2 separate regions of the Homo sapiens genome follow, and region 1 is linked to region 2. A link is a contact called in ENCODE Hi-C or POLR2A ChIA-PET data. All regions are on one chromosome and are shown on one strand. Each heading gives the region's core, a stretch centred on a gene start or an enhancer-like site at or near the end of the contact. The rest is flanking DNA. Distances are from core to core; before and after follow the strand shown. Region 1 has its middle 150 kb from the start of LINC02587. Region 2 overlaps LOC105375167 (a long non-coding RNA gene).

What was found. Hi-C counts contacts between places; a loop is a spot of excess contacts on that map. ChIA-PET counts read pairs that join two places held with the same protein, here RNA polymerase II (POLR2A). Pooled maps may share reads with other maps.
Region 1: a loop to region 2 is called in a map of stomach, with 4 times the contacts of the local background. The contact joins two enhancer-like sites. A Hi-C loop is called at or near these places in 7 of 168 maps with a recorded cell type or tissue (Right ventricle myocardium inferior, endothelial cell of umbilical vein, heart left ventricle and 2 more) and 2 of 50 pooled maps. POLR2A ChIA-PET finds 5 or more read pairs at or near these places in 3 of 52 experiments (GM12878, WTC11 and activated T-cell).

The regions. Positions count from the first base shown.
Region 1 is chr7:15,838,231-15,840,930 of GRCh38, reverse strand. No RefSeq gene overlaps it. Among named protein-coding and RNA genes, the nearest start is that of LINC02587, 150 kb to the right of the region's middle. Within about 2 kb of position 1,414, at least 13 of the 41 ENCODE cell types and tissues checked have a DNase peak (open chromatin) inside an H3K27ac peak, as active enhancers do.
Region 2 is chr7:15,782,677-15,785,376 of GRCh38, reverse strand. The region is part of intron 2 of LOC105375167 (a long non-coding RNA gene); the gene reads left to right. Among named protein-coding and RNA genes, the nearest start is that of LINC02587, 96 kb to the right of the region's middle. Within about 2 kb of position 1,259, at least 2 of the 41 ENCODE cell types and tissues checked have a DNase peak (open chromatin) inside an H3K27ac peak, as active enhancers do.

The DNA of each region.
Region 1 (2,700 bases), core at 165-2,664, 55 kb before region 2:
CTTCAAATTTTGATGCAATGACTTTATAAATTAGCCTATACTGATAGTGTAAAACTGAGTTAAAAAAGGAAAAAACTTAGGCCCGTGTGGAATATTTACCAATGCTTACTTTAAGGTATAAAAATGTGAGTAAATGAAAGTAGAAAAACTGGGCTGAAATGTATCCACCACTCTTTTGGTAATACAGTAGTAGGTATTCATTATGATTTATTTTCCCTTGAAGCATATTTTGTCTTTAAGTTATTTCGGTGTGTAAGAACAGAGTACATTCACATTTGTGCTTTTTTTTCCAATAAAACTATTGCTGCATTGTTCGTTCTAATATTTATCTCTGCATTGAATTGCTTCTTGAATTTTTCTTTTTTATTTTTAAGTTTCATATTCTACATGAGAATGTGTTTACTTCTCTACTGTGCTGCTGGGAAGTTAAATGTAACAGTAAAACTTTATTGAAAAGTAGAAAATAGGAAATTTTTCGAAATTGAAATTCTATGTCTTTGTTCTTTTTGGAGAAAAGATTTTTTTACCTATGTGCTTTGGGGATTTGACATTAGTCATTTGGTTGACCCTAGGAAAGGATGTGAACTGAATCCTCTTGAATGAGATCATTTTTGTTGTTAAATTTTTTGGTATTCTTTGTGTAAAATTGATCTAAAAGATTCTATCTATTCTGATTGTTTTTCCCTCTATAAGGAAGTATATATATTTTTTAATGTTATCAATCCCTGTACCTATTTGTTAACATTTCCTTAAATGTGTTTTCTCCAGATGTTGGAAGTAAAAAAAACAAGTGCTTGTTATTTTTTCCATTGTCACTCTTTACTACTTTCCATAGGCAGCATATTGTGCAAGCCAAGAACTGGAGGAAATAACAGACGTGTGAGCCCCAAAATTATAGGCACAAAAATAACTTTCATAAAATAGGTTTTAAATGACACCACTTTCCAAAAAGCCAGCTCTAATTGAGTCAAGCCTAGAAAGCAGTTAACTTAAGGGAACATCAGACACACGTCCACTGATCCCAGAAAGCGTTCCACGGTGTGACATTAGCGGGGATGATGACATTCCCAGCTTGCTGCCAGCACATTCCAGAAGGCAGGCCCGGCATTTTGGTACCAGTTGGGCCAGTTCTCAATAGTACTGTTCTGATATCGTTGAGATGATAGTTTGTTTATACAAGCAACTTCCGAGACTCCCAACTACATTGCTCACCCGCAAGAGATAATAGTGGGGAAAAAAAAGATAGAACGCAGAAATAAGAGGGAAAACTCCTCTGGTTTTTTCTTTGAATGCAGACAGAATCCTCACCCGGGTTTACGGACTGGAGCAGCGCGGGTTCCTGCTGTTCATAGAATGTTACAGATGGCTGCCTGGGCAGGAAGCCCTCCCCCTTCCTTAACGGGGCTCTGGGGAATGCAAGGGGCCTGGAACCAGCCCTCTCCTTCCCTTCCAAACCTCTTCTCCAAACCCCTACTGAGTAAAAAAAAGAGAGAGAGAGAAAAGAAAAAAAAAATACGCATGTCCCTGGAAACATTTCTGCCAGTCTGTTTTTAGTGGAATCTTGAATTAACCTCTTCACTCCCGATTAGAGTAGCGATTTATAACTTTGCCGACATCTCTTTAATGTCCTGAATCAATTTCACCAGCTCATTGAAGTACCGTACCATTTGGGTTGAATTATAATAGTGCTTTTGAGTTATGCAACAATTTCAAGTGAGAGAAAGCAGGTTTGAATTCGAAAATAATTAAAATTATTTTAGCACATCAAATATAGTATTAATAGTGTTCTCTCCATTTTTTTAAAAAAATCACATTTTGAATATTTTGTTTTTCTCATAGTTTTTCCCCTGGTGGTATAAATTTTATAAATACCTCGCAATTGTGAGGGAAAGAAAATGGCAGAGGTGCTGATCCAGGACCCTGCAAACTTGAGTTGCTCAATTAACCCACCTGGAAAGGAAAACCTCTGAATTTCTTATGTGAGCCATATTGATAATTTTCTTTTTAAAAGCCACTTTTGTTTTGAAAATCTGTTACTTGCAGTCAGAAGCATCTGAACTGAAATAATACCTTTAGAGGAAGTGGGATGACTTTTATTTCCTAGGAATAAAAATGGAATGTCTTTACTTATATTCCAAGTAAGGGATTTTGTGATATGTATTTAGTTCATGCAGGTTTCCAAATCATAAAACTTCTTGGGAGGCATATTAAACCCCATGAAATCTAGATTCTAGAATTAAGTATTATTTCTTTGATAACCAGTCTTCCTCCATGCATTCTTAAATTTCAGTTTATCTGACTCTGATAGCTAACTTCAGGTGACTCTCAGCTTGCCAGTTTCAGAATCAGTGGTAGGGCCTGTAGTCATACCCCACAATTTGATCAACCACATCATAAAACACTCAATAGAAATATTGGCCAACACATTCAAGTGAGAGCCCAGGCCAAAAGCCAAAGTTTCCATCTCTAGATTTAATTGTCATTGACTCTAAATATGTATTTGAGGAAAAAGAAGGCCTATTGGGCAAATTAGAGCCTGTCGACATCAGCTCACTAGCTATATCACAATCATTTTCACATCAGGTGTATCAAATTCAGCCAAATCGAAGGGTCCAGAAAAAGGAGGCATGCTGTTTACACAGCACCTTTTGTCTCCCAGACTACAGGCTTCTTTTGCTATAGTACAACTGATTCCAGTTT
Region 2 (2,700 bases), core at 10-2,509:
GGCAAGTTCCCTCTGGCCCCAGATGGGTCCAGAGGTGCCATCTGGGAGCTCGGGACTGGAGTCAAAAACCTTAGAAGTCTACCTAGAGTTCTCTTTTACTGCAGCTGAGCTGGCACTCAAATCATGAGTCACAGCTCTTCTCAGACTTCCCTCCCTTTTCCACAGGCAGAAAAGGATTCCATGGCCACCACCATCACAGGTCCATGGAGACTACTTCCAGGGTACCACCGATGTTCCCTTATGTTTCAAGGGCTCTTTAGGCAGCTTGAGTTGAATACTGTGTGGCCTCAGACTCACTCTCAGTGAAGTGGGGATGCCCTCTGTCTCAGGAGAGGTCCAGAAATGCTGTCCAAGAGGGAAGTCCTGGAATCGTGAACCCCAGGAGCCTGTTTGATGTGCTATCCTCCTATAGCTAAGCTAGTACCTAAGGTGCAAGACAAAGTCCCCTTTACTTTTTCCCATGCTTTTTTCAAGCAGAATTAGTCTCGCTCCATAGCTACCCCAGGTGGGAATGTGCTGAATCTCACCTGAAGTCAGCAAGCCTCAGAGGCTCACCCAAGGCCCATGGCGTACTACTACCTGGGTATTGCTGCTGAGTATTTAGGACCTAAGGGCTCTGTAGTCATCATGTGATAGGTCCTGCCAGGACTGAGTTCTTCCCTTCAAGGCAGTGGGTTCCCTTCTGGCTCAAGCTGTGTCTAGAAATGTCATCTGGGAGCTAAGGGGGCCTGGAAAGGGGAACTCCTACTGGTTCCCTATCCTATTGTGGCTGAGCTGGTATCTAAGAAGGAAGAGAAAGTCCTCTTTATTCTTCCCTCTCTTCTCCCAAGCAGAAGGAAGGGGTCATTTTTGGAGCTGTGAGCTGTGACACCTAGGGTTGAGGAAGGTGTGGTGCAAGCACTCCCTTAGCCACTCTGGCTGGTGTCTCAGTAGGGTCACAAGCCTCCCAAGTTCACTGGCTCTGAGCAGTAAGACTCACCTACAAGTTGCAGTCCTTGTGGCCTAGACAGCCTTTTAAGATTATTTAGAGCCCCAGAACACTTTAGCTTGTGGTGGTCAGGCTTGCTGAAACTCAAATTTTAACTGCTTGCAGGGTGATTCCCCTCTGGCTAGGGCTGTTTTAAATATGTGTGTCAGCTGCGTTCAGCCTGGTTTTGCTTTCTTCTGTGACAGGAGGATAAATTCAATGAAGTGTCTCACAATTGCTGCACTCTCCCTCCCCCAAGGGTACAGAAACACTCTCTGTACTACATGGCCACTGCTGGGGGATGGGGAAGAAGTAGTGCCAGCTATTCAAGACTCAGTAATATAAAGTTAAAGCAAGTACTATGAGTGCTCACTGTTTTTTGCTTCTTATGAAGGTGCTTTTGTTGTGTAGCTAGCTGTTAAATTGGTGTCCTTGCCAGGGGAACAACCAGTGGAGCCTTCTATTCAGCCTTCTTGCTCCTCTCCTCCCTAAGCTCACTTTTTTTTTTTTTTTAACTCCTTGAGTTACCTCTCTTACTGAAGAGCCTAAAAACTTTAAGTACAGCTCAAGCTAATGTTTTCTGTTATATGCCATAATTGGTTTTAAAAATTAATAAATATGTAATTTAAAAGTATTTTGCCTTTTAAAATATATGAAGTAAATCATGTATTTTACTAGACTTAATATTTTACATCTTCTGGTGATCCATGGAAACAGTCATAAAATATTTTCTTTAAAGCACAATTTTAAGAGGTGTGAATCCCTATGTATCTTTTCAACTTTTTAAACTAGAGTGAGAATCTTTTTCTTATTTATTTTTTTAAATTCATGCCCCTATTAAAGTCAACAAATAAACATTGAATAGAAACTATGTACTCAGCACTCTGCTCATAGGAAAATTATCAGCAATAACAAAAATTATGGCTTTCACTAGGCATACAGAATTTTGTTGGAGGGAAAATAAAAACATAAATAGACAACAGTATAAAACTGCATGCCAAACTGAGTGGAAGGAAGCAGATATAGTATATTATTTCAGGTAGTATTAGAGAAATTTTGCAGAACAATTGAGGTGATAGAGGACAGTGGATAGAAAAATGCCATATTTTAAAAGGAATAATTAAAGCATACAGTTTTGTAAGTTTGACAAAAAGTACTGACTAAATTCTTGTGCAGATTATTAAAATTTTTTGATTATTTAGAATAATTTTAATTGCTAAGCATTGGCAAGGCTCATGTTAAAAATAGGGCAATGTCTCTATTCTCTGTTGGGTGAGTATCTTTAGAGTAGAACATTACTGATATTCATATTTGTAACTTTTCTTTGTGCTTCAGAAGTGCCAAACTCTATGCATAGCACATTACACATAAAACCCTTATAATACCTTCTCACAACAATTCTGTAATTTTGGAACTCTGTTATTTCTATTTTACATATAAGGAACTAAGGCCTAGAGTGAGTAACTACTTTGCTTATATTCAGGCATCGGAAAAGCAGTAAATTTGTTTTCAAAGCACAATAATCTGACTCATAAACCTGTAATCCAACTTCTAAATTATAATATACAAAAGATATTTCACAGACTTCTGCTTCTAGTTATGTCAAAGTAACCAGAAATATGTATCATACTCATGTTGCTGATTAGTTCAACTACTGTAAAAAAGCTGAATAAAATGCAAAACACAAAAACAGAAACAGCCAGTTGAAGGGATTAGAGAGCAACCAATGAAAC